3 separate regions of the Homo sapiens genome follow, and all the other regions are linked to region 3. Evidence: chromatin loops called from intact Hi-C (ENCODE). Cell type or tissue: heart left ventricle. All regions are shown on one strand. Each heading gives the region's core, and the rest is flanking DNA. Links, peaks and the distances in the headings are about the cores only.

Region 1 (7,048 bases), core at 1,417-6,416, 55 kb after region 3:
CTCTTTTTTAGTAGTAGAAGTGAGGTAAATGCCTGTTGGCAGTGATGCTAAGGGTCAAATAAGTCACCAGCAAATACACAGCACACATCTCATGATGTGCTCCAGCTGGCATCTCATTTGAGGGCAGAAAATCACTCCCTTTTGTCTAAAAACTAGTGTTCAGGAACTGATCCTGCAGCTCCCACCCGGGCTCTGGCATCACTCTCTCCCAGCATTTGCCAAACCGCAGTGAGAAGAAAGGCAGCTTGTCTTTGCACAAAGAAGCAAGTTTACTTGGGTTTTTTGAGATAGGGTCTTGCTCTGTCGCTCAGGCTGTAGTGCAGTGGTGCGATCATGGCTCACTGCAGCCTTCACTTCCTGGGCTCAGGCGATCCTCCCACCTCAGCCTTCCAAGTAGCTGGGACAACAGGTGCATACCACCACACTTGGCCAATTTTTCAATTTTTTTGTAGAGACGGTGTCTTGCTGTGTTGTCCAGGCTGGTCTCAAACTCCTGGCCACATGCAATCCTCCTGCCTCTGCCTTGCTTGGGTTTTAATATTTGGAGCTAACCTGGGATTTGGGAGTTCCTGGTGTACCCCCACAGCAGCCAAGGACACTGAAGGTGCGTGCTTCAGAAATGGAGAAGCCCCATGTTAATGCCCACAGATATTGACTAACTTGTGCAAGTCCTCGCCTTTAGTCCTGTTATGAACCCAAGAAGGTGGTGGTGTTACTAACTTGTCCCAGATTACTGTGTACACTGGGATATATTTATTTAATTTAATTAGTTTATTTATTTATTTATTTATTTATTTATTTATTTTTGAGACAGAGTCTCCCTTTGTTGCCCAGTCTGGAGTGCAGTGGCACGGATCTTGGCTCACTGCAACTCCGTCTCCCGGGTTCAAGCAATTCTCCTGCCTCAGCCTCCCAAGTAGCTGGGATTACAGGCACACGCCCCCACACCCCGTTAATTTTATATTTTTAGTACAGACAGGGTTTCACCACGTTGGCCAGGCTGGTCTCGAACTCCTGAGCTCAGGTGACCTGCCTGCCTCGGCCTCCTAAAGTGCTGGGATTACAGGCATGAGCCACCACATCTGGCCCTACACTGGGATTTAAAGGGATCCCTTCTTGCCTTCAACCCACATTGCCTTGAGATTAGAAGTGGCTTTGAGATTGAAGGTTAATATAAACATCTGAAGCTTAGATAAATGTACGTTTGTGTGGACTCCTTTGAGATCCTACCTTCAGGTGTATATGCTCACACATTTGTAATAGCACGTGCATCAGGCTGTTCCCTCCTACTCGAATGTCTTATTTTCTATTTAACATAATCTAGTAGATGAAAAAGCATGGCTTGACCTGGGTAACAGCCTTATGAGGAATATGGCCTTTTGGACTGTTGGACTGTTGAGGTTCTAGTAAGTGTGGACCTGGCAGAAAGTGACCAGAACTTATGCTAATTTATTCATTTTATTTTATTTTTATTTTTTGAGATAGGATCTCACTCTGTTGCCCAGGCTGGAGTGTAGTGGCACCATCTTGGCTCATTGCAACCTCCTCCTTCTAGGCTCAAGCGATCCTCCCACCTCAGCCTCCCCAGCAGCCAGGACTGCAGGTGCACACCACCATGCCCAGCTAATTTTTATTTTATTTTTTGGTAGAGATGCGGTTTCACCATGTTGGCCAGGCTGGTCTTGAACTCCTGGCCTCAAGTGATCTGCCTGCCTCGGCTTCCCAAAGTGCTGGAATTACAGGCCTGAGCCACTGGACCTGGCCCAGAACTTATGCTAATTCAAAGTAAATTTTGGTATTTAAAGAGGCCAGCCTTGTAACTGCAAATCTGTGAAGTGACAATGTTGCAACATGGTAGTGAGGTAGGAGGCAGGGCTCAACTCCAGAAGCCAGAAGCGGGGCTTGGGACAGCGGACCAAACTGAGGACTAACTAAAACAGGGATAGGATGGAAGCAGCTTTTCATAAAACACATAAAACAGTGTGCCATATCAGTTTACCATTGCCATGGCAACACCTGGAGTTAGCACCCCTTTCCATGGCAATGACCAGAGGACCCAAAAGTTACTACCCCTTCCCTAGAAATGTCTGCATAAACCACCCGTTAGCCGGGCATGGTGGCTCACGCCTGTAATCCCAGCACTTTGGGAGGCTGAGGTGGGTGGATCACCTGAGGTCAGGAGTTCGAGACCAGCCTGGCCAACATGGTGAAACCCATCTCTACCAAAAATACAAAAATTAGCTGGGCGTGGTGGTGGGCACCTGTAGTCTCAGCTACTCAGGAGACTGAGGCAGGAGAATCATTTGAATCCGGAGGCAGAGGTTGCAGTGAGCCAAGATCGTGCTGCCATTGCACTCCAGCCTGGGTGACAAGAGCAAAACTCTGTCTGAATAAACAAACAAACAAACAAACAAAAACAAAAAAACCACCCCTTACTCTGCATGTAACTAGAAGTGGGTATAAATATGACTACAAAACTGCCCTGAGCTGCTACTTTCTGCCTATGGGGTAGCTCTTTTCTGCGGGAGCAGTCACAGAGCTGTGACACTGCTTCTTCAATAAAGCTGTTTTCTTCTCCCTCTGGCTTGCCCTTGAATTCTTTCCTGGGCAAAGCCAAGAACCTCTGCAGGCTAATCCCCGCTCTGGGGCTCACCTGCCCTACATGAGTAGTGCAAATTGTAAATTTGCTAACAACAAATTGCCTCACATATTTTATTTTATTTATTTATTTTTTGAGATGGATTCTTGCTCTGTCACCTAGGCTGGAGTGCAGTAGCGAGATTTCAGCTTGCTGCAACCTCCACCTCCCGGGTTCAAGAGATTCTCCTGCCTAAGCCTCCCGAGTAGCTGGGATTACAGGCACCCCCCACCACGCCTGACTAATTCTTGTATTTTTAGTAGAGATGGGGTTTTGCCATGTTGGCCAGGCTGGTCTCGAACTCCTGACCTCAGGTGATCTGCCCTCCTCAGCCTCCCAAAGTGTTAGGATTACAGGTGTGAACTACCACGCCTGGCCTGCCTCACAATTTTTTTTTTTTTTTTTTTTTTTTTAGATGGAGTTTTGCTCTTGTTGCCCAGGCTGGAGTGCAATGGCGGGATCTCGGCTCACCGCAACTTCCGTCTCCCCGGTTCAAACAATTCTCCTGCTTCAGCCTCCTGAGTAGCTGGGATTGCAGGCATGCCCCACCACGCCCAGCTAATTTTGTATTTTTAGTAGAGACGGGGTTTCTCCATATTGGTCAGGCTGGTCTCCAACTCCCGACCTCAGGTGATCGCCCACCTCTGCCTCCCAAAGTGCTGGGATTAAGGCATGAGCCACTGCGCCCAGCCAGATTGATGGATTGATTGATTTTGAGATGGAGTTTCCCTCTTGTTGCCCAGGCTGGAGTGCAATGGTGCAATCTCAACTCACCTCAACCTCTGCCTCCCAGGTTCAAGCGACTCTCCTGCCTCAGCCTCTGGAGTAGCTGGGATTACAGGCATGCGCCACCATGCCCGGCTAATTTTGTATTTTTAGTAGAGACGGGGTTTCTCCATATTGGTCAGGCTGGTCGCGTTGGTCTGCCCGCCTCGGCCTCCCGAAGTGCTGGGATTACAGGCATGAGCAACCGTGCCCGGCGCCTCACAGATTTTAAAAGCGTAACTCTAAACTCATTGTTAGTCTAAAGTTATTGGGTTTTGATTTGCTTACATAATAGGGTTTAAGGAAAGTCAGCAGTAAGTTTGGCTTGGTCATATTAATAATAGGAAATGAGCCTGAGTAACATGGTGAAACTTCATCTCTACCAAAGAAAAATTCAAAAATTAGCCAGGTGTGGTGGCACATGCCTGTAGCCCCAGCTACTTGGGAGGCTGAGGTGGGAAGATCTCTCGAGCCTGGGAAGCAAAGGCTGCAGTGAGCCGAGATTGCACCACTGCAGTCCAGCCTGGGCAACAGAATGAGACCCTGTCTCAAAAAAATAATAATAATAGGAAGTGATTTTAAGGTTTTGGTCTCAATACTTAAATATTTAAATATTGTTGAAAACCAGTAAAGCCTGGATCATATTGCATCTCAAACTAAAAACTGGAGTTCTAGATTTAAACACACACACACAAGCTTTTTTATTTGCAGCTGAGACTACAGGCATGTACCACTATGCCCAGCTGTTTTTTTGAGATATTTGTTTGTTTGTTCATTTGTTTGTTTTTGAGATGGAGTTTTACTCCGTCCCCAGGCTACAGTGCAGTGGCTCGACCTCAGCTCACTGCAACCTCCGCCTCCTGGGTTCAACTGATTCTCCTGCCTCAGCCCGACCCAGGTGTGAGCCACCATGCCCAGCCTCAGCTGTTTTTATTTTTTTATAGAAATGGGGTCTTGCTATGTTGTCCAGGCTGGTCTTGAACTCCTGGGCTCAAGTGATCCTCCCACCTTGGCCTCCAGAAGTGTTGGGATTACAGGTATGAGCCACTGTGCCTGGCTACAAAAATTTTTTCTTAGGATGAGGACATTTATACTATTGTTTTATTTTTGGTTGTTGTTGTTTGGGTTTTTTTTTTTTTGAGACGGAGTCTTGCTCTGTTGCCCAGGCTGGAGTGCAGTCGCACGATCTCGGCTCACTGCAGCCTCCACCTCCTGGGTTCAAGCAATTCTCCTGCCACAGTCTCCCGAGTAGCTGGGATTACAGGGGTGCACCACCATGCCCAGCTAATTTTTGTTTTTCAGTAGAGATGGGGTTTTGCCATGTTGCCCAGGCTGGTTTTGAACTCCTGACCTCAGGTGATCCACCTGCCTCTGCCTCCCAAAGTGCTGGGATTACAGGCATGAGCCACCACGGCTGGCAGAATCACGTCTCATCTCTAACTCCTCTCCTTCCTCCTCCCTCTCCCCGATTCTGCGGCAGATACACTAGGCTCCTCAGAGTTCCCGAAACACACTGGCACACCCTTCCTCAGAGTCCCAGGGCTCCCTGGATTTCTGCCTTAAACTATTTTCCCAGAAATCTGTGTGGCTTGATTCTTTACTTCTTTCAGCTCCCCGCTGAGACGTCACCTGGCCATTATTTAAAATAGTGGTGTTTATTTCTAGCTACATAATATGCTCAAAGGCAGTAAGTGGAACTGGGATTCCAAACCCTGATCTTCATCTTCTTAGCATTCCATGTTTCCCTGTGGAACTCTTCTTTAAAGCTTATTTAAGAATTCTAGCCGAGCAGGGTGGCTCATGTCTGTAATCCCAGCACTTTGGGAGGCTGAGGTGAGAGGATTGCTTGAGCCCAAGAGTTCGAGACCAACCTGGGCAACATAGTGAGACTTGATCTCTACAAAAAAATATTTAAAACATTTCCAGGCATGGTGGCATGTGCCTGTAGTCCCAGCTATTCGAGAGGCTGAGATAGGAGAATCACTTGAGCCTGAAAGGTTGAGGCTACAGTGAGCCATGATTGCACCACTGCACTTCAGCCTGGGTGACAGAATGAGATCCTGTCTCAAAAAAAGAAAAAAATTATAAATACATAGTAGTATATAGCTGGGTGTGGTGATGCAAGCCTGTAATTCCAGTTACTCAGGAGACTGAGGCAAGAGAATTGCTTGAACCCGGGAGTGGAGGTTGCAGTGAGCTGAAATCGTGCCACTGCTCTCCCCAACCTGGGCGACAGAGTGAGACTGTGTCTCGGAAAAAAAAAAAGAAAAAAAAAAGTATATACGTGTGTGTGTGTGTGTGTGTGTGTGTATATATATATATAGAGAGAGAGAGAGAGAGAGGTATATACATGAATCCAGTGGTTTTTGAGTTTTGTTTTCATTCTTGTTGAGAAACTGTTCAAATGCTCTCTTAATTCAAAGTGTAAATACATAAGGCAGAAAAAGGCAGAGTTATGACTGAGGCTGGGTTGGGGGGCCTAAGCCCTGTCCCTTTGGTTTTCTTTTTCTTTCTTTTTTTTTGAGATGGAGTCTCGCTCTGTTGCTCAGGCTGGAGTGCAGTGGTGTGATCTTGGCTCACTGCAACCTCCGCCTCCTGGGTTCAAGCAATTCTCCTACTTCAGCCTCCAAAGTAGCTGGGATTACAGGTATGTGCCACCATGCCCGGCTAATTTTGTATTTTTAGTAGAGATGGGGTTTCTACATGTTGATCAGGCTGGTCTCAAACTCCTGACCTCAGGTGATCCGCCCTCCTCAGCCTCCCAAAAGTGCTGGGATTACAGGTGTGAGCCACTGCACCTGGCCTACAGTTTTTATTTTTTTATAGAGACAGGGTCTTGCTATGTTGCCCAGGCTGGTCTCAAACTCCTAAGCTCAAACAATCCTCCTGTCTTCTGTGTCCCAAAGTGCTGGAATTACTGCACCTGGCATTTGCAAACTTTTTAATCAGGCTGTGGTTGGCAGTTTGCCAAGACGATTCCTTGTAGATCTGATTTTGGCAGCAAACAACATAGAAGTCGTACAGGAAATGCTAACAATTACATGTGGTGATTTTGAGAACAGCTACCAAATTCTTCACTTTTGTATCTCAAGCGAATGTTCAAATATTTTTAAAAATTATTTTTAAGGTATTGACTTTGCCACTCGTAAAATAGCCAAGTTGCTGAAGCCACAGAAAGTGATTGAGCAGAATGGGGATTCTTTTACCATCCACACGAACAGCAGCCTAAGGAACTACTTTGTGAAATTTAAAGTTGGAGAAGAATTTGATGAAGATAACAGAGGCCTGGACAACAGAAAATGCAAGGTAAAATGTAAAGAAATGCCAGGTGCGGTGGATTACGCTTGTAATCCTAACACTTTGGGAGGCCAACGCAGGCGGACCACCTGAGGTCAGTAGTTTGAGACCAGCCTGGGCAACACGGCAAAACCCTGTCTCTACAGAAAAAAATTCAAAAAGTAGGGGGGCGTGCTGGCAGGAGCCTGTAATCCCAGCTACTTAGGAGGCTGAGGCAGGAGAATCACTTGAACCCGGGAGGTGGAGGTTGGTTGCAGTAAGCCAAGATCGTGCCACTGCACTCCAGCCTGGGTGACAGAGTGGGACTCCATCTCAAAAAAAAAAAAAAGCAGTAAGTAGGCTGTTGAT
Region 2 (7,048 bases), core at 1,411-6,410, 390 kb after region 3:
ATACTTTGGAGAAAGCCTTTATTGCTCCTTTCTAGCAATTGTTCCCAAGTATCACAAATAGATCCTGCTTAGTCCAGACTACTGCTACTTTGCAATAATGGGGTAAAGAGATTTCCTTAAACATGTTAAAGAACAGCTCTTGCATTAACTATATAAAAGTCATTGGTGTGTTGTTTTTTTTTTTTTTGAGACAGGGTCTCACTTTGTCGTCCAGGCTGGAGTGCAATGGTGCAATCATATCTCACTGCATCCTTCACCTCCAGGCTCAGCCATCCTCCCACCTCAGCCACCTGAATAGCTGGAACTACAGATGCACACCACCATCCCAGCTAATTTTTAAGTTTATAAATTTTATAGAGTTGGGGTCTCATTATGCTGCCCAGCATAGTCTCGATCGAACTCCTGAGTTCAAGTGATCTTCCTGCCCTGGCCTCCCAAAATGTTAGGATTACGGGTGTGGGCCATTGCACCCGGCCAGTCATTGGCCTTTTATTTTGTTTTGAGACGGAGTGTCGCTCTATTGCCCAGGCTGGAGCGCAGTGGCACAATCTCAACTCACTGCAATCTCTGCTTCCTGGGTTCAAGCGATTCTCATGCCTCAGCCTCCCTAGTAAATGGGATTACAGGTGCCCACCATCACACCCAGGTAATTTTTATATTTTTAGTAGAAACGAAGTTTCACCATTTTGGCCAGGCTGGTCTGAAACTCCTGACCTCAGATGATCTGCCCACCTCGGCCTCCCAAAGTGCTGGATTACAGGCGTCAGCCACTGCACCCAGCCTGGCCTAAATAATATATCTTAACTGCTTCATTATTAACAAAGGATTGTTAGGCCTTTGTCTTGCTTAGTTGTTGTTTTTTTGTTTGTTTGTTTTTTTCTCAGAGTACTTGTAATAGACATTTGTTTGGCTGTTGTTTTGTAATGCACGGGTCAAGCTGATATAAGCTGATTGTGGTGGCTCGTGCCTGTAGTCCCAGCTACTTGGGAGGCTGAGGCAGGATTGCTTGAGCCCAGGAGTTTGAGGCCAACCTGGGCAACATAGTGAGACCCCATCTCTTAAAAAACAATTGAAAAAAAAAAAAGATTTTGGTATTTTCCATTTTTCCATGATCCAGCCTATGTTCTGAGGAAAGAATGTGGTCATTTGCTGTAATCTTTCTGTCTTAATTCCCAAATGCTGGGCTGTGTCCAGTGACCTTTCAGCCTTTCCCCTATGGAAACTTGTGACACAATCACCAGTGTTGAGTATATGGAAGTCTCCTCCACAAGTACAATATAATATTTTCAAATACTTGTTGGGTATTATTGACTATTATCTTGCCAGCATGGAGACAGTCAGGATTTCTAGGTATGACATTTGAACAATCTCAAGAATAAAACTGATTCTTTTTTTTTGAGACGGAGTCTCGCTCTGTTGCCCAGGCTGGAGTGCAGTGGTGCAATCTCGGCTCACTGCAACCTCCGCCTCCCGGGTTCAAGCAATTCTCCTGCCTCAGCCTCCTGAGTAGCTGGGATTACAGGTGCCCGCCACCACGCCCGGCTAATTTTTGTATTTTTAGTAGAGACGGGGTTTCACCATGTTGGTCAGGCTGGTCTCGAACTCCTGACCTCGTGATCTGCCCACCTCAGCCCCTCAAAGTGCTGGGATGACAGGCGTGAGCCACCGCACCCGGCCTGAAACCGATTCTTTATTGACTAGTCTCATTTGAGCTGAGGAAGTTGATAAATCTACATGAATAGAGTGCGAAGCAGCCCATGCCGTGTTACTACTTTGGTATCATTCTCTCATGCCAAAGACTTGAGTTTATAATCCAGCAAGAGCTTTTTCCCTCCCTCCCCCTGTGTAGTCTCACTCAATTCTTGCTAATTTTTTTTTCTGCTTTAGCGGATGAAGAAGCTCCTGATTATGGCTCTGGAATTCGACAGTCAGGAACAGCTAAAATATCTTTTGATAATGAATACTTTAATCAGGTGAGAAACCGTCAGGAAGAAGGAAAACCCTGTGGAAAGAGAAAGAATGTTCAGCATTGGAGATCAGTTCTCCTGTAAAACTGAAAAATACAGGGTGCTGGTTGCCACAGAGTAGTTCAATAGAATATGGGACATGTCTAACAATTATGAAGGTAAAGGTGTATAGACTCAATATTCATATTTTATTCATTGCCTTTCCTCAGACAGCCCTCAGTCCATATAATTTTCCAGTCACTATTATTTGTTGGACAGATAAACAGAAGTAAGGCAACTGGGGAAAAATACGTTTTTATACTACTTTACCATGTATCTGCCCCTGCCTTTTTTTCAGAGTGACTTTTCGTCTGTTGCAATGACTCGTTCTGGTCTGTCCTTGGAGGAGTTGAGGATTGTGGAAGGACAGGGTCAGAGTTCTGAGGTCATCACTCCTCCAGAAGAAATCAGTCGAATTAATGACTTGGGTATGTAGACATAGTTTACTGTGCTTGGGGACATTTTCGACAAAGGGAAAATATTGACCATTATCAAGGGACATAGTGGCCTTCATCAACTAGGAATGGAAAGCATGCCCAACTCCCTCCTCTTTGCATTATTTGAACCATCTGTGTCTTCATTTGACCCTCTTTAGATTTGAAGTCAAGCACTTTGCTGGATGGTAAGATGGTAATGGAAGGGTTTTCTGAAGAGATTGGCAACCACCTGAAACTGGGCAGTGCCTTCACTTTCCGAGTAACAGTGTTGCAGGCCAGTGGAATCCTCCCAGAGTATGCAGATATCTTCTGTCAGTTCAAGTAAGCTGCCCCTTTGCTCTGCCTCCCAGCTAGCTGCTAACCGAGGTGACATCTCTTGTGCACTGTAGAGTGCTTTACATGTGTGAGGGATTAACACTCTTGAGACAAAGACTGATCAGTCTCTGAAGGAAAATACTTTCATCACTCCTATGGGAGTGAGAACCAGAAACCTGTCCTGGAATGCAACAGGGTTCCCTGGCAGGAGGAGCATGCTGCACATCCTGCTGCAGGGCTCTGCTGTGAGCGGTCCCCCTTTACCAGGAATGTAGGGTCTGATCACATAAGCCTGTTGATGAGTCTTTCTAGTCCTCTTCATGTTGAAATGTCTTATTAATAAGCCTGAAAGCAATGACTTATCTAGCTAGCAATTACGCCTATTTAATACTCGGGAAAAGGAAAATTTAAACAATGTAAAGAAGGATAAATTCTACATCAACTGAAAAAAGCTAGTATGTAGGGAAGATGTGATACCTCTCATTTCTCATCTACATAGGACTTGCTCTTTCCCGCGGCCCTCTCAAACCCTGTGCTCTGGATGCTTTCTTCTCAAGACTGCCCCAGGAAAACATTTTTTTGTGAATCTTCAGTTTTAATACCTCCAAACTTCAATTTGTCTTTTCAGTACTTGGAAAGGGCCACAGTACAAGAGACTGAAGTGTGACCCCTCCATACCTACCGCCCTCAGTTTGCCACTGGTGCCACCAAGAGGCTGCTTTGGGTTCTGCCATCCCTCTCCCCTCAGAATGTGCCTTGGCCGTCCCATGGGTCCTAGTGCAGTTTATAAAGCTTTTGTATAGGTTTTATCACAGAAAATTGAGTCAAATGTGATTTAAATTAAATGTGATCACTATATAGTAAGCCACTAATATCATTTGCTACAAGTCATAGTTGTTGGAATATTACCCATTGAGCATTGATTTCACCTATTTAATGTGTTTTCACTCATACCCTCAAACTTAGGGCAGGATAGTGTTCACCAGATGAATCTGTTTTTTGGAACTGTTGCTATTATTCTAATCAGGCAACTGATACGTTTTATGGAAAACATCTATTTGGTTAACTGATGTCTGAAGTGACAATAATAGTGAGTTGACCTTTGTCCTACAATCTCCTAAAAAGAGCAGCATCTCTACCTGGTGTTAGCTCTGGGGAAAAGGGCATGTTGCTTCTGTTGAAAGCAGCCTCAAAGGCGTCCTGTGTTTTTATAGTCGCTCCTCTGGCCTGTGCCGGGAAGGTATGGCTGCAGAGCACTGTGAATGAGTTCACCTGTCGTCAGGGAACCCCAGGAATGCTGCGGTGCCAGCAATACAGGAATCAGGGATTTGGAGCACTTGGCAAAAGCATGCTAGTGTTCTCAGACGGGTGAACTAATTTGGAAGACAACAAGTTCATATTACCAGTCTGTCTGTCCCCCCAGTTGAAAATAGTTTCTTTTTCTCCATTTTTTCTTGATGGAAGGGGTGTCCTTCTGATGGATTTTTCTATCTGGCAGTAAATCTTTGTGTTGGGTCCTCTTTAACTGTGCAGTTCTTTTTATTTCAGACTAATAATAGGGAGAGAGAGAGAGAGAACGATAACATCTCACTATCTGTGAAAATAACTAAATATAGCCCATTGTTTTAACAAATCTTTCCAGAGTATCTTCTGTGTGTCGAGACCTGTGGGAAAACGCTTGCTGTCTGGGGGAGAGAGGCATATAAATACATTATTACAGTGAAATCATTGCTATTAAGGAAAAAAACATTACTAGTAATGTGGGAACACAAAGCTGCCAGGGTAAGTCAGGAAAGACTGCCTGGAAGAGGTGACATTTGAATCCACAACAGACTCTTATGTAACTATGCCATCCACAGGCTCTCGCACTAACTGTGGAAGCTTGAGTCTGCTAAATTTTGTCTGTACAAAATGACATTGTTTTTATTTTTAGTAAAAAGCTTTTACAAAGGAAGAGGAGTTAATTGAATGTACTTCTTCACTCTCTCTAAAGCATTCTTGCATATACCTCCATATAGCTAAGTGATCAGGGTCAGTTAATTTTTCAGTCATTTTTGAAATAAAATCTAAAATGCCCTCTGTGCAATATGGAAAAGGTTCTTGACAAGGAAAGTAAATAACTTAAAGAATCTGCTTAAGTGGAATGCTTCTTTCTGTAGGATCCACATTGGGCTCTTGAAAGAGATTCTGATAAAACCGTTTAATGCATTGTTCACGAGTCTTTTTATTTTTTTTATGAAGCTTTTTGCATCGCCATGATGAAGCATTCTCCACGGAGCCCCTCAAAAACAATGGCAGAGGAAGTCCCCTGGCCTTTTATCATGTGCAGAATGTAAGTGACATGGACCTTTTTGCCAAACATATGTTTTTCTGGTACCTTGGCTTTCTCAGCCCGGGAAGGGTGATAAGAAGAGGTACAAGTCACTGGCTGTGCAGGGGGAGAGTAGACAATAGAGGGCGTGGCTAGAGTGGTGAGGTCATCCACAGCGGCCTGAGCAGCAAGCCTTCTTGTCTGTGTTACAGTGGGCCTAGTGAATGTGGGTTCGTCTGCCAATAAAATCTTCCATCAGTTTGAATGCAATGAGTTGTTTTAGTGTTTCTGTCCTAGAAAAATAAGCATGCTTAATAAGAGTTTTATTAAAGTGAATGCATTGTCCTTTAAACCCTAAGATACTTATGTTGCTCGATTGCAAATAACATAAAAAATATCAAATACCTTCTGTAGCTAAATTAAGATTTAGATCTGTTTTCCTTGCAACTGATAGTATAATTAACACATTAATGCCCTTTACAACTGTATTCCTACGTGGAGTAAGAAAACAGACCCTTCCCTCTCTTACGTGAAATTTCATTCAAACTCTATTCCAAAGTCATTATCCTCATCACAATAGCTAATATTCACTGAGAGTTTATTTTGTGTTAGTCACTGTTCTGAGAGTTTTTGTGTAATTTAATCTTTACCTTTATACCATAGATTAAGATAATCCCTGTGTTAGCTGAGATGACTGAAGCATAGAGCAATTAAAGTCACTCATCAGGCTGGGCGCAGTGGCTCATACCTGTCCCGGCACTCTGGGAGGCCGAGGCAGGTGGATCACTTGAGGTCAGGAGTTTGTGACCAGCCTGGCCAACATGGTGAAATCCCATCTGAGACACGAGAATTGCTTGAACCCAGGATGGGGGGGTTGCAGTGAGTTGAGATTGTGCCACTGCACTCCAGCCTGGGCAAGAAAGCGAGACTCCCATCTCAAAAAAAATAAAAAAGTAATAATAAAAATAAAGTTACTCATCAGTGTTACAAGAGGCAGAGATAGGACTTAAGCTCAGAGAAATTTAGCTCTGGTATTCAGGATATTCACTACTACATGAAACTGTCTCTCATTCTCTTGCTAACCATGTCTGCTCTCTAAAGTAAGAGAGGAAAGGAGAACTTCAAAGATGGAACAAGCAAACACAAAATATGCCATCTTCTTTTTCATGTTGGTATAAATATAAGCAAGCATGTATCTGATAAACTTTGATCAGCTGCTGTGCACAAGGATTGTGCCTGACAACTGGGGAATGCAGATGAATCTCAGATGCTCCCAGTGAGCTTCGAATTACGATAGGGGAAATAAAATGCATACATAAACACCAGTCATGCAAAGATGAACATGAGAAAATATTCACTAAATGCAGTGGGAGTGGAGAAAGGGAAAGTTATTTCTATTAATGGAAAGCTATTTTAAGTTACTTTTTGTTGGGGAGGATAGTTGGGTGGAGAAAGGGGATAGGAAGCTCCCTGAAGGATGTAGTATAAGCAAGAAAAGGTGTGTCAAACTTGGCATTGTGCCTGGCACATAGGCCATAGTCAGTACATGCATGGATGTGCTGGAAGGGCCTTCCAGGCAGGGTTGCAGCCTGGGCCAGTCCTTGGCACAGCTGAGGAGAGAGCAGGTGAAAGGAGCAGCAGGTGAGTGAGTGAGCCAGAATAGTAAGTGTGGGAAGGACAACAGGGGCCAAGATCAGTTGAGGCAAAGTATGGAAGATCTTGAATACCTGAAGCTGGGAAAAGTTACTTTAGAATTAAAAACAACATAGGGGATCCCCTGTTTTTTGTTGCAAGAGTCCTGCATAGTAAAATACCCAGCAGATACTGGACACTCAGCAGCAGTAAAATTGGGCCAGGCATAGTGGCTCATGCCTGTAATCCAGCACTTTGGGAGCTGAGGCAGAAGGATCAGTTCAGCACATGAGTTCAAGACCAGTCTGGGAAACATAGTGAGATACTGTCTCTACAAAAAATTGTTT
Region 3 (7,048 bases), core at 1,102-6,101:
TTAAGGTTAAATGAGGTCATAAGTGTGGGGCCCTGATCCGATAGGACTAGTGTCCTTATCAGAAGAGTGAATGGAGAGCTTGCCCCTTACCCTTACATACTGAAGAAAGATTATGTGAGGACTAGCAAGAAGGTGGCCATGTACAAGACAGGAACAGAGCTGCCACCAGAGACCAAATTGGCCAAAACCTTGATCTTGGGCTTCTAGTCTCCAGAATGGTGACAAAGTAAATTTCTGTTGTTTAAGTCACCCAGTCTGTGGTATTTTAGTATGACAGCCCAAGCAGACAAATACACCATCTATATGCAGATACATCCAAATCTCTAGTCTGTTGTATGTCTGTACCTCTCCCCTGAACTTGGCTTTGTTCTCCACTTGCCTACTTATTGTCACCACTTGGATATATAATAGATGTCTCAAACTTCACTTCTCTGTAAACTGAACTCCTGATAGTCCCCTCAAGCCTACTCCATAGACATCTTTCTCTTCTCTTTTTTTTGGAGACAGGGTCTTGCTGTGTCGCCCAGGCTGGAGTGCAATGGCGTGATCATGGTTCACTGCAGCCTTGAACTCCTAGACTTAGGTGATCCTCCCACCTCCGCCTCCCAAGTAGGATGTGAGGGCAACCTGGCTGTGACATCTCTCACCCCGTTGATCACCAGGGTTGATCCGGCTGATCTGGCTGGCTAGGCCGGTGTCTCCTTCCTCCCTCACTGCTCCATGTATATCCCTCCCGAAGCTGCACACTCAAGTCGAAGAGAACGACCATCCCCAATAGAGGAGGACTAATCTTCGGTCAAGGGTATATAAGTAGCTGCGTTCCCCTGCTAGAACCTCCAAACAAGCTCTCAAGGTCCCAGGTAGCTAGGATTACAGGCACACGCCATCATGCTTCACTATCATTCTCTTCTCAATTAAAGGTAATACTGTTCTTTTAGCTGCTTAGGCCAAAAACTTTTGGAGTCATGCTTGACTTTTCTTTCTTTCACAGCCCACATCCCATCCATTGCAAATCACATTGGCTGTATGTTCCAAATACACCCAGAATTGAGTGACATCTTATCACTTTGCTACCACCATCAGGGCCAGGTCAGCATCACCTGTCACCTGGATTATTGCAGTAGCCTCCCATCTTATGTCTTCACTTGTACCCTTGCCTCTCCCTACATTCTGTTTTCAGCTTCAACTGCTAGAGAGATCCTTAAAAATATGTCAGATCATGTCACTCCTCTGCTCAAAGCCCTGCAGTGGTTGATGAGGTCTAGAGAATGTGTTGTTTCTAAATAATTTCTGTTAATCATGGTAATATAATTACTTCAAAGGAATTTCATTCTTATTGTGTGATTGCTCGCATTTCTAATTCCTAACTTAGTGCTGTGTCTGGGATGTGGAAGGTGGTCCGAAAATGTTGGTGGCGTCAAGGGATAGTGGGTATATATTAGGTAACCTCTCCAGATGAGAACAGATGAACAGTCATTTCCATGTGTTCAGGTGCTGTGCCTGTCAGAGATACTTTGGGAGATTTTATACTGAATACGTTCTTCTTGCCCATTAGTACTGTTCTTTTTCTCAAGAAATGGAGTTGTCGGCCAGGTGAGGTGGCTCATGCTCGTAATCCCAACACTTTGGGAGGTTAAGGTGGGCGGATTGCTTGAGCCCAGGAGTTCGAGACCAGTCTGGGCAATATAGTGAAACCTTATCTCTACAAAAAAATACAAAAGAGTAGCCAGGTCTGGTGGGGCATACCTGTAGTCCCAGCTACTTGGGGTAAGGGCTGAGGTGGGAGGATGGCTTGAGTCCGGGAGGTGGAGGTTGCAGTGACTGTGCCATTGTATTCCAGCCTGGGTGATAGAGCGAGACCCTGTCTCAAAATGAAGTGGTATCCAGTCCTTAATGACATTGGGACCATTTGTGAGTAACTAGTCCCTAACAAAAATACTTCAGAATTTTTTTTTTTTTTTGAGACAGAGTTTTACTCTTGTTGCCTAGGCTGGAGTGCAATGGCCCCATCTCAGCTCACTGCAACCTCCGCCTCCTGGGTTCATGTGATTCTCCTGCCTCAGCCTCCTAAGTAGCTGGTACAGGCACCCGCCACCATGCCTGGCTAATTTTTTGTATTTTTAGTAGAGACGGGGTTTCACCATGTTGGCCAGGCTGGTCTCGAACTCCTGACCTCAGGTGATTCACCCACCTGGCCTCCCAAAATGCTGGGATTACAGGCGTCAGCCACTGTGTCTGGCCCGGAATTGTTAAATATACACTGAAGTAAAAAGACAAAACACGGCTGGCCATGGTGGCTCACGCCTGTAATCCCAGCACTTTGGGAGGCCGAGGCAGGTGGATCACCTGACGTCAGGTGTTCAAGAGCAGCCTGACCAACATAGTGAAACCCCATCTCTACTAAAAATACAAAAATTAGCCGGGCATGGTGGCAGGCACCTGTAATCCCAGCTACGTGGGAGGCTGAGGCAGAATCGCTTGAACCCTGGAGGCGGAGATTTCAGCGAGCCGAAATCACACCACTGCACTCCGGCCTGGGCAACAGACCAGGACTCTGTCTCAAAAAAAAAAAAGAGAAAGACAAAACACAATGCAGGTCACTTAGCTATTTTCTCTAGAAAACAATTAGCTGTCATGATGCAGAAGATTGTTATAATCTATAAGGGGGAGGTTGTGGTTATTTTTACTCTAAAATCTTCCACTGCTTTTTTTTTTTTTTTTTGAGATGGAGTTTCACTCTGTCACCCAGGCTGGAGTGCAGTGGTGCAATCTTTGCTCACTGCAACCTCCACCTCCTGGGTTCAAGCGATTCTCCTGCCTCAGCCTCCCGAGTAGCTAGGATTATAGGTACACACCAAGAGGCCCAGCTAATTTTTGTGTGTGTATATATATATATGTATGTGTATATATATAATTTTTTTGTTTTTTTTAGTGGAGACGGAGTTTCACCATGTTGGCAAGGCTAGTCTCAAACTCCTGACTTCAAGTGATTCGCCCACCTCGGCCTCTCAAAGTGCTGGGATTACAGGCATGAGCCACCGTGTCCGGCCCCACTACATTCTTAAAGAAGCAATAAATTGACCTTGTTTAAATACACAATCTGAATTACTGGGGTCTTTTGAAACTAAACCTTTGTTCATTACTAAGATTTCTATTTTCCTTCCTCTTTTTCAGCACTTATTTCTATAGCAGTCTCCCAGCTGATGCCACTTAACTTCATTGAACAAAAAATGAGGTTTAGAAAATCACAATAATCATTGTGAAAGTATTTGATAGGAGATCTTTATTTGGGGTGAATTGGGTTATGATGTCAGTCCTGTGATTTCAGCGGAACTGTTTCTTTTTATCCATTGTCAGTGAGTGCTCATTAATACTTAAATGCAGCTTTCTTTTTCTTTCTTTTGAGACAGAGTCTCGCTCTGTCACCCAGGCTGGAGGGCAGTGACGCAATCTCGGCTCACTACAACCTCTGCCTCCCGGGTTCAAGTGATTCTCCTGCCTCAGCCTCCCAAGTAGGTGGGATTACAGGCACCTGCAACCATGCCCGGCTAATTTTTGTATTTTTAGTAGTGACAGGGTTTTGACATGTTGGTCAGGCTGATCTCGAACTCCTGACCTCAAGTGATCCGCCCGCCTTGGCCTCCCAAAGTGTTGAGATTATAGGCATGAACCACCACGCCTGGCATAATGCAGTTTTCTACTAAATGACTGATTTTGACATGCTTCCTGTTATTGGCCCTGCTGTTCAGCTGAAATAGCAGGATAGGAGATGGTCGTGTGATGGCCGATAGGTGGCAGTGCTGCTGGGACAGGCCCAGCCTGGTAGAGACGAGTATCTCAGACAGGAAAAACAGGACCCAGATGGCTCAGACTGTTGGGTTAGCATCTGGCCTTCGACAGGTCACCCTGGCCCGCCAGATCAGCCCCAGGCCTGACAAAAGCACTACAGGATAAAGAATAGGATCTCATTAAATGCAGTGGAAGTAACGTGAGAAGGATGGCTTTTCATATGCCATCCTAACCCTCCCCTCCCCCCGTTTTCTTTGCTTTGCTTTTCATACTTCTTAGCTTCTTGGATCTCTTGCTTTAAGAGGAACTAGGGTGTGGGCACAGTGGTTCACAGCTATAATCCCAGCACTTTGGGAGGCTGAGACGGGTGGATCAGTTGAGGTCAGGAGTTCAAGACTAGCCTGGCCAACATGGCGAAACCCCATCTCTACTAAAAATACCAAAATTATCCAGGCATAGTGGCACACACCTTTAATTCCAGCTACTGGGGAGGCTGAGGCAGAAGAATTGCTTTAATCCAGGAGGAGGAGGTTGCAGTGAGCCAAGATCACGCCACTGCACTCCAGCTTAAGCAACAAAGTGAGACTCTGTTTCAAAAAAAAAAAAAAAAGAGGAACTAGAGCTTAATATTCTCCTTGCAACATCACAGTCACAGTGCTGGTTGAGTAGTTACTTGCCTCGAAGGACTGGTAAGCCTTTGACAAGGATTGGTTACTTGGGAAGTTTTCTTGCTTACCTGTAGAAGTTAAGCTGCTCACCGACAGGAGCACAGACAAGTAGTAAAGTTCAGGGGTTGTTGTTTCCTACATTTGAGAGAGAAAAGGTGCTATGAGGAATACTTTGTCTTTTAATCAGAATGTGTTAAAAATGTTTTGCCACAAGGATTTAAATGAAGGTGCCAATTTAGCAAGAAATAGAAGTCTTGCTGTATACTGTGCCAAACCCAATCCAACAGCTTCAGTTTTTTTTTGTTGTTGTTGTTGTTGTTTGTTTGTTTTGAGGCAAGATGTTGCTTTGTCATCCAGGCCAAAGTGCAGTGGTGTGAGCATGGCTCACTGGAGCCTTGACTTCCTGGGTTCACGGGATCCTCCTGCCTCAGCCTCCCAAGTAGCTGGGACTACAGGCACGTGCCACCAGGTCCAGCTAATTTTTGTAATTTTTGTAGAGATGGGGTTTCTCCACATTGCCTATGCTGGTCTTCATCTCCTGGGCTCAATCGATCTGCCTGCCTCAGCCTTCCAAAGTACTGGGATTAGAGGCGTGAGCCACTGTGCCCGGCCTGTTTCACTGTTGATTAATATCTTAACTACTTTTCGAAGCTCTAGTAAAGTAGAATTCACCTACAAAAACAAAAATCTCTTGTAGAATTTTTAAACTTTCCCCAGTGAAATGTTTTAACTGTGACATGTGCCTAATCAGGTATTCCATCTCCACATATCTCTTCTTTTGGTGTCAGTAGAAAATAAATATTGAAGACATATTATTTACAGCCAAACTTTCAGATTAAGATAAGCCTTTAGAAATTCTTTGTTTATGGCTCACGCCTGTAATCCCAGCACTTTGGGAGGCCGAGGTGGGTGGATCACGAGGTCGGGAGATCCAGACCATCCTGGCTAACACAGTGAAACCCCATCTCTACTAAAAAAAAATACAAAAAATTAGCCGGGCATGGTGGCGGGCACCTGTAGTCCTAGCTACTCGGGAGGCTGAGGCGGGAGAATGGCGTGAACCTGGGAGGCGGAGCTTGCAGTAAGCACAGATTGCGCCACTGCACTCCAGCTGGGGTGACAGAGTGAGACTCTGTCTCAAAGAAAAAAAAAGAAATTCATTGTTTAAAAACATACACAGTCTGTTGCCAAAACTGTTAACACCATAGTGCAGACTCCTTAACTGAAGGATCCCACACCAAATGCAGAAGACATCCACTTCAGTGCCCGTGGCAATGGCTCCATCTGAACAAACTGCACAGTAAAACCTAAAAAGACAGAGGAACAGCATCAGTTTTTAGGTTTAATCATCTCAGAAAGAAACATATTCTTTGTTTTTTTGTTTTTTTTTCTTAAGACAGAGTCTCACTCTGTCACCCAGGCTGGAGTGCAGTGGCACAATCTCAGCTCACGGTGACCTCTGCCTCCTGGGTTCAAGTGATTCTCCTGCCTCAGCCTCCCTAGTAGGTGGGATTATAGGTGTGCACCACCACTTCTGGGTAATTTTTTGTATTTTTAGTAGAGACAGGGTTTCACCATGTTGGCCAGGCTGGTCTCGAACTCCTGACCTCAGGTGATCTGCCCACCTTGGCCTCCCAAAGTGCTGGGATTATAGGCGTGAGCCACCACGCTCGGCTAGAAACATATTTGAGCCACCACGCTCGGCTAGAAACAGATTCTTGAATGCAAACCTAAATGCAATTTGTTTCCTTCCCTTCCTGCTGTGGAACAGAAATGTCCAGTCTGGGCAAACTAATTTTTCCTTTGATATAGATTGTATGCATGTTTTTTTTTTTTGAGACGGAGTCTTGCTCTGTCGCCCAGGTGGAAGTGCAGTGACGTGATCTTGACTCACTGCAACCTCTGCCTCCTAGGTTCAAGCAATTCTCCGGCCTCAGCCTCCCGAGTAGCTGGAACTACAGGTGCCCGCCACCACGCCTGGCTAATTTTTTTTGTATTTTTAGTAGAGACGGGGTTTCACTGCATTATCCAGGATGGTCTCGATCTCCTGTCCTTGTGATCCACCCACCTCAGCCTCCCAAAATGGGATTACAGGTGTGAGCCACTGTGCGCGGGCTTTTTTTTTTTTTTTTTGAGACGGAGTCTTGCTCTGTTGCCAGGCTGGAGTACAGTGGCGCCATCTCAGCTCACTGCATCCTCTGCCTCCCAGGCTCAAGTGATTCTCCTGCTCCAGCCTCCTGAGTAGCTGGGATTACAGGCCTGCACCACCACACCCAGCTAATTTTGTTTTTTTTTTTGAGACGGAGTCTCACTCTGTTGCCAGGCTAGAATGCAGTGGCATGATCTCGGCTGACTGCAACCTCTGCCTCCCGGGTTCAAGTGATTCTCCTGCCTCAGCCTCCCAAGTAGCTGGGACTACAGGCGTGTGCCACCACGCTCAGCTAATTTTTGTATTTTTAGTAGAGACAGAGTTTCACCATGTTGGCCAGGCTGGTCTCAAACTCGTGACCTCAGGTGATCCATCTGTCTTGGCCTCCCAAAGTGCTGGGATTGCAGGCATGAGCCACCACACCCGGCCCTATTTTTTCATT

The links. A loop is a pair of places that touch in the nucleus more often than their neighbours do. Peaks named below come from ENCODE experiments on the same cell type or tissue, not always from the same donor. Only the 100,000 strongest peaks of a DNase experiment are listed, where the experiment ranks them.
Region 1: a loop joins it to region 3, with 2.2 times the contacts of the local background. A loop is called at or near these places in 14 of 110 quality-filtered maps.
Region 2: it touches region 3 in a loop (2.7-fold over the local background); 19 of 110 quality-filtered maps call a loop at or near these places.

Annotation. Positions count from the first base shown.
Region 1 is chr1:10,001,040-10,008,087 of GRCh38, forward strand. It overlaps RBP7 (retinol binding protein 7), which reads left to right. Exons shown (of 4, transcript NM_052960.3): 2 at 6,531-6,709. Among named protein-coding and RNA genes, the nearest start is that of RBP7, 7.3 kb to the left of the region's middle. RefSeq lists a silencer at 6,258-6,458. In heart left ventricle, for the core only: no CTCF peak of the experiment used is centred there; no DNase peak of the experiment used is centred there.
Region 2 is chr1:10,334,770-10,341,817 of GRCh38, forward strand. KIF1B (kinesin family member 1B) reads left to right here. Exons shown (of 49, transcript NM_001365951.3): 29 at 1,888-1,973; 30 at 2,305-2,434; 31 at 2,602-2,764; 32 at 5,000-5,090. Among named protein-coding and RNA genes, the nearest start is that of PGD, 61 kb to the right of the region's middle. In heart left ventricle, for the core only: a CTCF peak has its summit at 3,480 (motif pointing left); a DNase peak (open chromatin) is centred at 5,232; H3K4me3 peaks cover 283 bases; H3K27ac peaks cover 437 bases.
Region 3 is chr1:9,946,706-9,953,753 of GRCh38, forward strand. The region is part of intron 1 of NMNAT1 (nicotinamide nucleotide adenylyltransferase 1); the gene reads left to right. It also overlaps the pseudogene RN7SKP269 and the pseudogene TMEM274P. Among named protein-coding and RNA genes, the nearest start is that of NMNAT1, 6.8 kb to the left of the region's middle. In heart left ventricle, for the core only: a CTCF peak has its summit at 3,788 (motif pointing right); a DNase peak (open chromatin) is centred at 3,796; H3K27ac peaks cover 481 bases.